Linked DNA regions of Homo sapiens: region 1 is linked to region 2. Evidence: chromatin contacts called from ENCODE Hi-C or POLR2A ChIA-PET data. All regions are on one chromosome and are shown on one strand. Each heading gives the region's core, a stretch centred on a gene start or an enhancer-like site at or near the end of the contact. The rest is flanking DNA. Distances are from core to core; before and after follow the strand shown. Region 1 overlaps SLC41A2 (solute carrier family 41 member 2). Region 2 overlaps CHST11 (carbohydrate sulfotransferase 11).

Evidence for each region. Hi-C counts contacts between places; a loop is a spot of excess contacts on that map. ChIA-PET counts read pairs that join two places held with the same protein, here RNA polymerase II (POLR2A). Pooled maps may share reads with other maps.
Region 1: a map of Right ventricle myocardium inferior shows a loop between it and region 2 (3-fold over the local background). The contact joins two enhancer-like sites. A Hi-C loop is called at or near these places in 9 of 168 maps with a recorded cell type or tissue (IMR-90, Right ventricle myocardium inferior, ascending aorta and 3 more), 1 of 37 single-sample maps with no recorded cell type and 11 of 50 pooled maps. POLR2A ChIA-PET finds 5 or more read pairs at or near these places in 1 of 52 experiments (activated CD4-positive, alpha-beta T cell).

Annotation. Positions count from the first base shown.
Region 1 is chr12:104,857,271-104,864,421 of GRCh38, reverse strand. It overlaps SLC41A2 (solute carrier family 41 member 2), which reads left to right. Exons shown (of 11, transcript NM_001352171.3): 8 at 3,052-3,131. Among named protein-coding and RNA genes, the nearest start is that of SLC41A2, 97 kb to the left of the region's middle. Within about 2 kb of position 5,126, at least 2 of the 41 ENCODE cell types and tissues checked have a DNase peak (open chromatin) inside an H3K27ac peak, as active enhancers do.
Region 2 is chr12:104,678,485-104,685,303 of GRCh38, reverse strand. All of the region lies in intron 2 of CHST11 (carbohydrate sulfotransferase 11), which reads right to left. Among named protein-coding and RNA genes, the nearest start is that of MIR3922, 90 kb to the right of the region's middle. Within about 2 kb of position 2,228, at least 7 of the 41 ENCODE cell types and tissues checked have a DNase peak (open chromatin) inside an H3K27ac peak, as active enhancers do.

The DNA of each region.
Region 1 (7,151 bases), core at 3,877-6,376, 180 kb before region 2:
ACACTAAAATGATTCCTTTGAAATTCTGAGAGAAAATTATTTTGAACATAAAATACAGTCACAATATCAACCACGTGTAAGAGAAGACTAAAGAAATTTTCAGACAGGCAGGATCTCATGGAATTTACTGCCCCTCTACCCCTTTGTATAAAGCTGAAAGGAGGTGTGGTCTATCAAAATTAGGAAACAAATTAAGAAAGATGATACAGGAAAGAAGAAATCTATTCTGTGACAGCATGTGGTTCATTTTTCTGTAATGTAGATTGCTTTTTTCCTGGAGGATTCAGGCAACAGAATCCCATGAAATACTGGGCTTTTGTTATAGTACATAGACCAGGATCCAAGGGGGTATTGGAGGGAAGGTACAGGATGACAGCTGTACATCAGGCCTAGACAGGCAACCATCCAGATTGGCAGGAGGACAGGGGACTTAAGGAGGGAGGTCTCTAAGAAAAAAAAAAAAAAAGTGGAATTGATGAGTTTGACTGTATTGAAAGGTACTTCATAAACTTAGTTACACATGTGAGGTTGAATTAGTAATAGGTACCTAAAAAGTTAAGAAAAATATGAGGCAAAGCAAAAAGCGTACGTGAGGATATCTAATAATACACTCTGTGGCTCAGCTATGAGTAATGAAATTTCTGTTGTTATAATAAAGTCAACCCTAAGTATTTCACCAGAAATTATAACCAGATTAGCAGGATGGGAGGAGGAAGGGATTTGGGAAGGGATCAAAGTGGGAGGGAAGTGTAAGAGAGGTCAAATCCTCATCTGCCATAGTAGGAAGTCATTTGCTAAATGTCTAAAATTTAATATGAAGAAATAGCAGTATAAGCATGTTATTTAGAAAAACTAAATGCCATAAGAAACTACTAAAGAAGATAAAAAGAATTTCTAGTACAGAGAAGGACCTGGAGGTGGGGCTAGGGACCATTATTTTATTATGAACTTTATGGTACTTTTATATACCTCTTTTTTTTCTTTTTAGAGATTGTGTCTCGCCGTGTTTCCCCAGCTGAAGCACAGTGGCTTGATTGTAGTTCACTGCAGCCTCAAACTCCTAGGCTCAAACAACCCTCCTGCCTCAGTTTCTTGAACAGCCGGGACTACAGGCATGCACCCACCCAGATAATATTTTTACTCTTTTGTAGAGACAGGGTCTCACTATGTTGACCTGGCTGGTCTTAAACTGCTAGTCTCAAGCAGTCCTCTCACTTCGGCCTCCCGGAGTGCTGGGATTATAGGCATGAGCCACCATGCTGGCTGTACTTTTACTTTTTTAATGACACACATCTATATGATAAAAATAAAATTTAATAAAAGCAAATAAAACTACTTTTATCATTTAATTTTTATTTTTAAAAATGTATATAGTAAAAAAGCTGGGTTGCGGAGATGTTGGTCAGTGGATTAAAAATTTTGGTTAGACTACAGGAACATATTCAAGAGATTTATTGTACAACATGGTGGTGATAGTTTATAACAGTGTATTGTATTCATCAAAATTGCCAAGAGATTTTAGGTGTTCTCACCACAAAAGATAAGTATGTGAAGTAATGCATAAGTTAATTAGCTCAATTTAGTCATTCTACAATATATACATATTTCAAAACATGTTGTATAGGTGTTCTCACCACAAAAGATAAGTATGTGAAGTAATGCATAAGTTAATTAGCTCAATTTAGTCATTCTACAATATATACATATTTCAAAACATGTTGTATAGGATAAATATGTGCAATTTTTATTGTCAATTTAAATAAGTAACAAAATAAGTTAAAAAAAGTCTAGAAGCCTATATAACAGCATACTAACAGTGTAACTCAATGGTGTAACTAGGGTTGGTTTTTACTTTCTTCATTTTGTCTTTTCTAATTTTTTCTATAGTAACTTTTATCACTGGGCTTAACAGGAATCTAAAAAATGTATTTTTAGCAATTGTTATGTTATATCCACAACATGATCTATATATTTTGTCAGGGAGGTTTATTTTTTGACTCAGAACTAGTTTGTTCTTGAAGTATGTACTTTATTCTTTTAATTAGGGCTTAAAATGTTAAAATATTTCTAAAGAGGACTATTTTGGGACTCTACAGTGTACCTCTTTAATGAGAACGCCCACAGTTTAGGCCTATTAAGGCATAATTCCTTTATTTTACTAAAGAATTAAAATAATAAAGATTTGATAATTTTCTAATGTTAACTATCAGGTAAGAACATTTGATCTGATATTTTGACAATCCCATTCTGTGACAGCATGTAGTTCATTTTGTTGTAATGTGGATGGCATTTTCCTGGAAGATTTGGGCACAGGATCCCATGGAATATTAGGACTGGCAATGTTTTATACTACACAGACCCAGAAACTGATGTTAACCAGTTGATAATGGCCTTGGAAACTTAGAAAAATCTCCAAGTTCCACTGACACATTGAGAGTGTATGGCTTGCTACCATATAACGATATGTTAGTTTTCCAGATTTCTGTTCTCAAGATCAGCTCTTTCTGTGGCTATAACTCATTATTTTAATTTGCCAGTAATAAGACACATCCTAACAATATCTAGTTTTAATACAATAAAAATAACCTCTTTTATGCTTTATTTCAAATATGAAACCATACTCTTTTTTAAATTATTTTTTAAATTATAAGAGTGATCAATGGCATGGTTTTAAAAAATTAATAAGCACAGAAGGATATAAAATGACCGTCAGTCCCCTGTCACCCTCACCCCCAGAAATAGACATGGTTAATAATTTCTCGTATACTGTTCAAGACATTTTAATGCATTTAAAGCGTATGCTTTTTCTTTTCACAAGTAGCATATCTTAGACATCAGAATTCTGAAATTTGGGGCTAGAGCTTATGCCGTGTTTTATTTTCAACATTTTACTGTTGACATTGATTTTTACTTTGAATATTTTTATTTTTGCTCTATTTTTAAAATGTGTGAATATTTTATTTTAAAAAGGAGGGGTGTCTGTATGTACAGAATAACTTCAAGTATGTTCTCTTCCCTCTTCTCTAAATTATATAATTTTATCTCTTTCAGCATTGGGGGCCTTATTCTGGACACAACTGTATCAGACCCAAACTTGGTTGGGATTGTTGTTTACACGCCAGTTATTAATGGTAAGAATTAGATATACTGTTTCATGATAATATCAAATCTTCGTATCCTCTTAGTCTTAGGTACTATTAGAAGTCTTAGGGCTCAGATTCAAGAGGTCTGTCCTCCCATCCCAACCATTCTGCCTCCAACCCCAAGTTGTTGCTCACAGTGAAAATTACATTCCCAGGTCTCAACAGGCAGAATACATTTCTGAAAAGTAATCTTTCTTAATCTTATCATGAACTACTAGTTTGAGAGTCAGGTATACCTGACTTAAGATTAATGTGGCAAAATATATTTCAGATTTTGTTTATTATTTACATTGGGATTATCAGCTATTGTATATTGTTTTGTTGTTTCTTTTGTCAATTTTTGTGGATAAATTAGAGACAGCTGGGTTTCAACATTGCTTATCCATTCAGTTCATTAAAATCTGGGGTGGGCACAGTGGCTCATGACTGCAATCCCAGTGCTTTGGGAGGCCTAGGTAGGAGGGTCGCTTGAGGTTAGGGGTTTGAGGCCAGGGCAACATAGTGAGACCCCCATCTCTATAAAAAATTCAAAAATTAGCCAGATGTGGTGGCACACACCTGTAGTCCCAGGTATGTCCTCAGGAGGCTGAGGCAGGAGGATTGCCTGAGCCCAGGAGTTAGAGGCTACAATAAGCCACTGCATGCTAGCCTGGGAAACAGAGTGAGACCCTGTCTTAAAAAAAAATAAAAGAAAAAAATCTATTGGTCCTCAGCTGATCCCTTTAAAAATCTGTCGTATATTTTTTTGTTATCTATGAAATGGGAATTATAATACTTAAATTCACAGACATTTATATATGAATTACATTTAATAAGATCATTTTAATCCAGTCTACCGGCTTCTGGGGTGACTGTCATTAAAGTGGATTTTTTTTTTTTTTTTTAGTTTAAGTTCTGGGATACATGTGCAGAACGTGCAGGTTTGTTACATAGGTATACATTTGCCATGGTGGTTTGCTGCACCTATCAACCCATCATCTAGTTTTTAAGCCCCGCATGCATGAGTTATTTGTCCTAATGCTCTCCCTCCCCTTGCCCCCCACCTGACAGGCCCTGGTGTGTGATGTTCTCCCTGTGTCCATGTGTTCTCATTGTTGAACACTAAAGTAGATTTTAAGTACAGCCTAGATCAATATAATTTAAAAAGTAATTCTACTTGGGGAAAAACATGTCCCAGGATATACTACATATTTAATGTAATTTACTTTGCATATCTATGTAAAAAGAAAATATGTCAGTTGGGCACGGTGGCTCATCCCTGTAATCCCAGTACTTTGCGAGGCCAAGGCAAGTGGATCGTTCAAGCTCATGAGTTTGAGACCAGCCTGGGCAATATGACCAAACCCTGCCTGCACAAAAAATATAAAAATTATATTTTTACAGGCATGGTGGTACACGCCTGTAGTCCCAGCTACTTGGGAGGCTGAAGCAAGAGGACCTTCTGAGCCTGGGAGGGAGGCAGAGGTTGCAGTGAGCCAAGATCACGCTACTGCACTCCAGCCTGGGCAACAGAGCAAGACCTTGTCTCAAAAAAAATGTATATATGTATATATGTAAAAAATATATATGACATATAAAGGCAAGTTCTTCAAAATCTAATTTCATGTCTAAAATTTCTACTGAATATTTTAATTTTTATATCACTTTAGAATATCAATGAACAAATTTTCCCTATAGGTCTCTCTCTTCATGCCACCATTCTCCCCGTCACCCACACATAAAATTGTGGGACCATCTATTTCAACCTGGTCCTTCATCCTCTTTGACTGAAAAATGACCAAGCCATTGTCTGCTTGCCCTTTAACACAGTTCACTTGCTCAATCATTTATTTATATAACAAGCATGTCTTACTCTTGTAGCCTAATGTCTCAATATAGCCATCATTCAAGTAATAAAGTAGGCTTCCTGACTCACTCTCTATTTGAGGCAAATTAAGTGTCACTAATAGCCTAGTCATTCTTAAACATTGTTTTTATTACATGGGTCCTAAGATGATGAATTTAACAGTGGTTTTTTTCCCTGCCTATCAGATCAAATTTGAATTCTTCTGCCTAGCTTTCAAGGCCCTCTGTACATGGTTGGACTCATTGTTTCCCAAAGACATGCGCAATTTTTTCATTATCATTCTAACTAGGTTTTTATATTGTCCCTACAAAGATTCATCTAATTTTCACTGCCTGGAATAACTACTGCTTTCCTCCCTCCTCTTCAGATCCTCTTCTGTGAATATTAATGGATGAGTTCATTAGCATAAACATTACTCATAATGACTGTTAGAGCTATATTAAACAACATTTCAGTAAGAAATTTAACTTAAATTACAATAACCCTTTTATTATAAGGCTTTAATGCATATTTCAGTTGTTTTACCTTAAGTAAGAAACAATTCTAGAGCTTCACTGAAATGCTCTCCTTGGATGTCTGTGCTGTGGCATTGTGTGATATTCATAGTAATATATTTTTAGTATCTCAGTAAGTAAACCTCTTAGTTGGCTATCAGCACTTTGGGAGGCCAAGGCAGGTGGATCGCTTGAGCTCATAAGTTTGAGACCAGCCTGGGCAACACGACCAAACCCTGTCTGCACAAAAATTATAAAAATTAGCCGGGCATGGTGGTACACTATGAGCTTATAAATTCCACTCTTTAAAAAACATTAATAGAGATGGTTTACTCTATGCTCCTCAAATAAGATGGAACTTTTGAGAATTGAATTTCATTTAAAATGTGTTGGGGAATGTACTATTTAAAGGACTCTTGTTTATCTTCATCATTATCATCATTATCTGCTATTTAGTGAGTACCTACCACTATGTACCAGGTAACTTACAGGTTTTTTTTATACATGTTGTGTCGTATAATCCTCACAATAAGATCAGTAGATTGTCTAAGGTCTCTTATCTTGTAAGTGGTGAGTCACGATTGAAAACCAGATCGGGTCTATTCTAAAGCCTGTGATTTTTTTTTTCTCAAAATATGCAGCTACTAATTTATGTTTTATTAGCTACAAGAATGCATACATTGTTTAAGGCATATCTGTGTTCATATTGTGACTAGGATATTTTTTAATATTTATTAATGTCTTTCAGAACTAGTGGCATTTTCCAAAATATATTTCATGGTAACACTAGTTCTGTGAGATGTTAATAAGTATAACTTGAAAAGTGAGTTCTGTGGTCAATCAAATTTGTTAAACATTAAGTTAAACAAACTTGCTTACTACGAGATTTCTTTATTGTTGTTGGTGTTAATTCTTCTTTATTTTTTTATTTTCTTTTTATTATACTTTAAGTTCTAGGGTACATGTGCACAACGTGCAGGTTTGTTACATATGTATACATGCGCCATATTGGTGTGCTGCACCCATTAACTCGTCATTTACATTAGGTATATTTTCTAATGCTATCCCTCCCCCCTCCCCCCACCCCACAACAGGCCTCGGTGTGTGATGTTCCCCTTCCTGTGTCCAAGTGTTCTCATTGTTCAATTCCTATGAGTGAGAACATGCGGTGTTTGGTTTTCTGTCCTTGCGATAGTTTGCTGAGAATGATGGTTTCCAGCTTCATCCATGTCCCTACAAAGGACATGAACTCATCCTTTTTTATGGCTGCATAGTATTCCATGGTGTATATGTGCCACATTTTCTTAATTCAGTCTATCATTGATGGACAAATTTGGGTTGGTTCCAAGTCTTTGCTATTGTGAATAGTGCCTCAATAAACATACATGTGCATGTGTCTTTATAGCAGCATGATTTATAATCCTTTGGGTGTATACCCAGTAATGGGATGGCTGGGTCAAATGGTATTTCTAGTTCTAGATCCTTGAGGAATTGCCACACTGTCTTCCACAATGGTTGAACTAGTTTACAGTCCCACCAGCAGTGTAAACATGTTCCTATTTCTCCACATCCTACTACGGGATTTCTTAAAGCCTTTATCATGCTAACATAAACGTGAGTCTCTCTTTCTGGTACTTCTGTTAGCTAGGTGTTGGGATTTCTAGATCT
Region 2 (6,819 bases), core at 979-3,478:
GAAGAGCAGAATTTCAAGCCAAATTGAATAAAAAGCATGCAGTAACATCGCACCTCAGCCCTCTCAGGAGGCTATATATTAAGATTTTTTTAGGCCTTACACCTAATGCTTCTGGAGCAATGAGACAGATGAGGTTTTGCAGATTTACTTCAGCATAAATTAATGCTAACCATCTGGATGGATAAGATAACCAAATAGCCATAAAATCTTGGCAACCTCCAATGTAAGAAAAATTGCTTGGGAGCTGAGAGGAGGAACAAAATCCATGCAGAGTTTGTTGGAGGAATGCCAAAGTGATCATAGAGTTTACTAAGATTTTGACTTACTCTTGCACTTTAATCATAATATATTTGCAGCATGGGGGATTAGAGGCAGTCTTTGGAGGGAAGAGGTTGCATAGAAAATAATTCCTTATAGCTGCAGAGCACCTTGACTGAACAAAGGTGTTTTGGGGCTGGGTGTGGTGGTGGCTCATGCCTGTAATCCCAGCACTTTGGGAGGCCGAGGCGGGCAGACCACTTGAGGTCAGGAGTTCGAGACTAGACTGGTCAACATGGTGAAACCCTGTCTCTACTAAAAATACAAAAAATTAGCCAGGCATGGTAGTGCATGCCTGTAATCCCAGCTACTTGTGAAGCTGAGGCAGGAGAATCACTTGAACCTGGGAGGCAGAGGTTGCAGTCAGCTGAGATCGCGCTACTGCACTCCAGCCTGGGTAACAGAGTGAGACTCCGTCTCTAACAAAACCAAACCAAACCAAACCAAACCATATCAAACAAAACAAAGGTGTCTTGGCTTTCAGTTTGAGCTTTCTAATAGCCTTTGGAGCCATGGAGGGGCAGGGTGTACCATCCCCTTTTTACAGATGATAGAGTTGGGCTCAAAGAAGCTGAGTAGCTCTGCCATTCAAGGCCAATGCTCTTTTCACCACCCTGTGTAGATGTCCTCTCATCCATCCACCTATCTGTCCATCTATCCATCCACTCACTCACCCATCTATCCATCCATCCATCCATCCATCCATCCATCCATCCATCCATCCATCCACATTTTGTACCAATTCCTATTTATTCTGTAATCCTTCAAGAAGGAAGGAAAGGAAAGCCAGTCCTTTGGGGGAAGAGCCACACCCATGCGTCTACGCACAGTTTTGCAAGAGGAGTCCTTTCTCATAAATAATGCCACCATCTTGGGGATCTGGAGCTCTGCCCCGCTGCTAGTTCTGCCGCATCTCCTCGCTCCTCCCTCATTTCCACTGCTGACTATTCTGCCAGCAGTGTGCACTTACAGTCAAGTGCTAAGCATTAAGGGAACATTCTTTCACCTCTCTGCCCTTCTAATCCACTGAATTGGTAGGACTCCAGGCCTCTCTAGCTTAGGTTACTTGGCTAACAGATGCTAGCATGATGGAACTGAGTTCAGAGGTGAATCTAATCATAGTGAATTTTCCCATAGATGTGAATGCATGCATTCACTCCCACATTCATTTATTCACCGACAGATTCCTTCATTCATCCTGGTAGATGTTCTTGGCATCTACTCACTGCCCGGCAATGCGCCCAAGGGATGTAACAATTGATACAATTCAAATGTCAAAGAAAAATGTTCAAAGCATGATTTTTAAAAATTTTCCTTTGCAGGTGGGTAATCTGGTGTCGGCAAATCAAAGATCTGCCCCATGAGAGTGATCAGTTCTGGGGTGGCTGAAAGGGGAATCTCATATCTTACTATTTCCTGGGAAAATCTATCCATATTTCTGAATACCATATTTCAACCCCACAAAGTTGCTCCCAACCACTACAGGAAAATTGTTCAGTGTAGCCACAGCTGGATTTAGACCTTTAGAGGTCTGAAACCCTAACAAAACCATAGGGCCACCTCCAAAATGTGATTCGAAGTGAAAATAAGGTGAAACCATAAAGTAAGTATAAGCCCGGCCTCATTTCTTACTGGTCCTATGATGACTACATTGATGATTTTTATAAATATAAATGATTTCTCTTTCCCTCTCTCTCTGTTTTGGGGTGGGGAGCTAGCATGTGTCCAGCTTTGCTGAAGCCTCTGCCTTAGTTTTGTCTGACTGCTGGGTTGTCTCGCACTGAGCAGGTGGATACTGGGCCTGAAAGTGTCAAACCCTGCTCATTGGTGACATTCTCCCCCTGCCCAATCATACTCCATTCCACCTCCTGCTCAAGACCCCGCCCCCTTTTGCCATTTCAACACTTTCTTCCTTCCTGCAAAGGTTAGTTTCCCTTTTGAGGTTTGTACATCTTTTAAAGTGGCTTCACTTTTGTCTTTGAATGCATAACACTCCCGTGAAGATAAGTACAGTTTACCCCTATTAGACAAGTCTGGAGAAGAAGGACAGAGAGTCAGGTGGGGCTGGACACAGGGTTGGTACTTGGTGATCGGTGGCTACGGTTACGGTAGCTGGCTCATTAAGGCCAGGAGCAGTGTTGAAATCTGGAACCTGATTCTCAGTGCTTTCTGCCGGGCTATGCTGCTGTCACTGGGATTGAACATCGGTTGCCATGGGGCAGAATTTATTTCCCAATGAGGTGGCTTCACAGGAGAAACACATCATACAGGTGAAATCCTAATGCCATATGGAGGATACCATTGCTATCTCTAGTCTGTCTCAGATTCTCCCAATGTCAGTTTGGTGAAAAACAAGACCATAAACACCAGAGAGATGAAATCTTTCACTACCAAGATCCAGGCCAAGACATTACAGGTGTTACCAAAACTGGGGTAACCAGGAGTCAACTGATATCAATGATCCACTTGTGTCCGATGGCCAGGGAGGGTTTGCTTGTCACCAAGGACACAACTAAAATACAACCATAACAAATGCTGCTGCTGTTTCTTCAGGCAGGTCAAAGCTTATAGAATATTACTGATCTTTTCTTTTGTGTGCTGCTGCCTCTACTCAGTTTGTGGCGGTTGGCCAGACAGATGAACACTTTTATTCCTCAACGGCATGCTCAGATGCAACCTCCTTTAGAAAACTTTCCTGATACTCTTGTTCCCTCACTTTGTCCCTCCCTGATGGAATTTGCTGTTCCCAGTGCTGTACAACATATATACTTCCAGTAGAGCCCAATCCCACATTATATTATTTCGGCATTTGTCAAAATATTATGCCAGTGTCTTTTTTAAAAAACCAAAACAGGCCAGGCGCGGTGGCTCACGCCTGTAATCCCAGCACTTTGGGAGGCCGAGGCAGGTGGAACACGAGGTCAGGAGATCGAGACCATCTTGGCTAAAACGGTGAAACCCCGTCTCTACTAAAGATACAAAAAAAAATTAGCCGGGTGTGGTGGCGGGTGCCTGTAGTCCCATCTACTCGGGAGGCTGAGGCAGGAGAATGGCGTGAACCTGGGAGGCAGAGCTCGCAGGGAGCCGAGATCGCACCACTGCACTCCAGCCTGGGCGACAGAGCGAGACTCCATCTCAAAAAAAAAAAAAAAAAAAAAAAGCAAAACAGACAAAAAGAAAAAAGAGGTATATGAGTGTTTCTAGACCTATCAGACTGAAAAACAGACTTCAATTGTCTCCCAAGTAGCAACTGGGACTACGGGTGCATGCTACCACACCTGGCTAATTTTATTTTTTTCTGTAGAGAAGGGGTTTTGCCATGTTGCCCAGGCTTAGCATGTCATTTTAAACTTTGTATTATTTCTGAAAGTAATGAAACTATATCTCTTTTTTAAAAAGCAGCTTGAGATATAATTTATGTACCATAAAATTCATCCATTTAAAATGCACGATTTAGTGGTTTTTCATGTATTTACAGAGTTGTGCAATCATCGCTGTAACCTAATTTTAGAATATATTTATCACCCCCAAAAGATTCTGTCTATGCCCTTTCTAAGCCCTATGCAACCACTAATCTAGTTTCTGTCTCTATAGATTTATCCATTCTGGAACTTTCACATTAATAGAATCATATCATATGCGGTCTTTTGTGAGTAATTTCTTTCACTTAGCATAATGTTTTTGAGGTTCATCCATGTAGCATGTATCAGTACTGCATTCCTTTTTATTGATGATCTATTTCTATGTATCCTATCATTTAGATGGTAATGCATGAAGTTACTCATTACAAAGTCATTAGACAGCCCAGCTGTACTCACTGCCACCCAGTGATGTGTTACTAGAGAAGTGTTGTACCTTTCCTTCCAGGTACTCCACAACAGGCTGGTAAGAGACTGCAAGAAGAGAGAACCTTTAAACTGATCAAGCACTTGCCTTGCACTAGATGTCTTCATTTATTATCTCAATTCATCCTCACAACAACCCTTTGAAGTAGATATTATTATCCCCAGTGTTATTGAGGTCCAGAGACTTTAAGAGACTTGTCCAAGACCACACAGCCATTAAGTGGCAAGACTGAGATTCAAACCTAAGATCTGTCTGCCCCTAACATCTATGCCTTCTTCACCTGAACCCTTCACTCACAGCAGGAACAGGGGGGCGGGGCACTCAAAGATGTGGGCCCAGCTAGTCAAGCTTTGCTTGCACGTGAGAACCCGGGGGAGTGTGGTATAAGTTAAAAGTCAGGGTGACCTGATGATTTCAAACGTGGTTTGGGTGGGCACATACCAGAGGAGGAGGGATTGAGAGGAACTGACTTTACTGAGTGCACAGCATTTCCTTCCCACATGGAGCAGGTGCAGGAGCTGAATCACTGACCCAATAAGCAGAAATAAACCCTCGAATGACAGGACACCAGTGGGAGGCTCCACACTTCTGCACTTCTGCCCAGTAGGCAAAAGCAATGGTGCTTCCTAGCAGAACATCCTTACTTCTGTGGTCTGACCAGGCCCCGCAGATTGGCCCCTGTGTGCCTGCCTGGCCACATGTCCGTCCCCATCCCCACATTCATCAGGGTTTCCTTGCACAGCCTTTGTGTTTGCTTCTTCCAGCCACCAGGCTTGCATCTGCTGTGGTGCCCTTGCACTTGCTCTTCTCTCTGCCTCAGTATGTCCCTGAGATGTCCCCATGGCATTTGCATGTCACTCCAGTGTTGAGAGGCAAGAGCGTGGCTTAAGAGCAACACCCACTGGCTCACTCATGCTATTACTACCTTGTATCTTCTTATATATCTATTTGCTATCACCTGCGTCCTCTCAACCAGAAAGTATGCCCCTTGAGAACAAGGATTACACAGCCTTATGCACTGCTGTATCCCTGGGGCCTAGCCCAAAACCCCTGCACACAGCAGGAGTCCAGTTGATGCTTGGTGAGTCGATGAATGCTCAGAGGTTCAAGTCACTCTAAAGAAAGCAGACCAGTTGGTGGGGCTTTGCAAATTATAAGGTGGTCCAGCAGATAACCCTGATTCCTGGGGCAGTAAAAAAACAAACCAACAACAAAAACAAACCAGAGGGGTTTTGTTGTGGGGAGGCCTCTTCCTCTGGACAGTCAGGGCCGCCACCCTTTGACAAGAGTCAGAGATGCTGTGAGGAGCCTGCCATGATTCTGGCAGCCCTGTGGGGAGCTAATTAGGATTTTCCATGGGGCGGGGCTCCATTGCGTCTTTCTCTGTGCTCTACCATGAATTACACATGGCAGTTTCCAAAAGGGAAAGAAAGATGCCTGCTCTCTGCAGGGCAGGTGATAGTGCTGGCTGTCCCTGCAGCTGGGGCTCGGCGGCCCCAGTATGTTCAGGCCACAAATCCCACTCAAAATCCACACAGGCCTGGCCCCCCTCACCAGCTGCTGGGGTCTCATCAGCAAATGACTTCGCATGAGGGCTCTCTCCATTCCCAACTCTTCCTTCTCAAACCACACACGGGGCGGAGGTCAAAGAAGAAGATCTGACTCCAGAGTTCTGCTCAAGGGAGACTGCGGCTCAGGGGGATATGGAGCAGGACGCGGAGGCTCCGGGGCCTGAATTGGTTCCAGGCCTCGGTGGGTACCCTCCCAACGGGTTTACAGACAAACGTATATGCCCTCGGTCTCCCTTCGCCTCTCTCCTGGCCGGTGGGGGCTGTAAACTGTGGAGAAGGCATTTGGGGTCCTGAAGTCCTCACTGCTAAATTCTACTTCCCTCAGATAGCACTGGCTTCTGGAAATGGAACTTTCTGGGTTGGAATCTTGACTTGATCATTTACTAGCCAGGTGACCTTGGACTGAATCTCTCTAAATTCCAGTTTCCTCATCTGAGTACTACGAAGATAGGAACATCCACCCTCACAGGTCGGTTGGTGGCCTTTCCTCCTCCTTCATTCAGCTAATGTCTACTGAGTACCAACGACATCATGGGTGCCCTCTTACGAGCTGGTTTTGTCTGGAGAATCTCAGGAGAGATAAAAATAGCGGCGAGACTGTGTGAGCTAGAGCGGGAGAAATTAAAATAACCCTAAGACTGTGTGAGCTAGAGTACGTGACTTTACCTCTCAGTCTGTTTCACAAACTGAATGAAATGGGGTCAATGCCACACTCCTGAGGACTGTTTTGAGTATTTAATTCCAAACGTAACCGAGAGCCTGACGCACAGTAGATGCTCAATTAATGCTCATTGTCACTCTCTGAAAATATAAAATGTGGTTTTTATCTCCCCCACCGTGAAGAAAAATAAAAACCTTGTCCTTTCATTCCTTGGCAGCCTTAACAAGCATGAAGAAATAGGGTGTTTTGTTATGCAGAATTACTGTAGCAACGGATAACTGATACAATTGCTGAATCAATTCAGTAATACCTCCAGTATACCTGAATAGTCTAATTCATTTGATGTTTTTCATTTATTAAACTATGCCTCCATTTCCTCATCTGTAAAATGGATTAGTTGAGAAGACTAAATGAATTAAATCA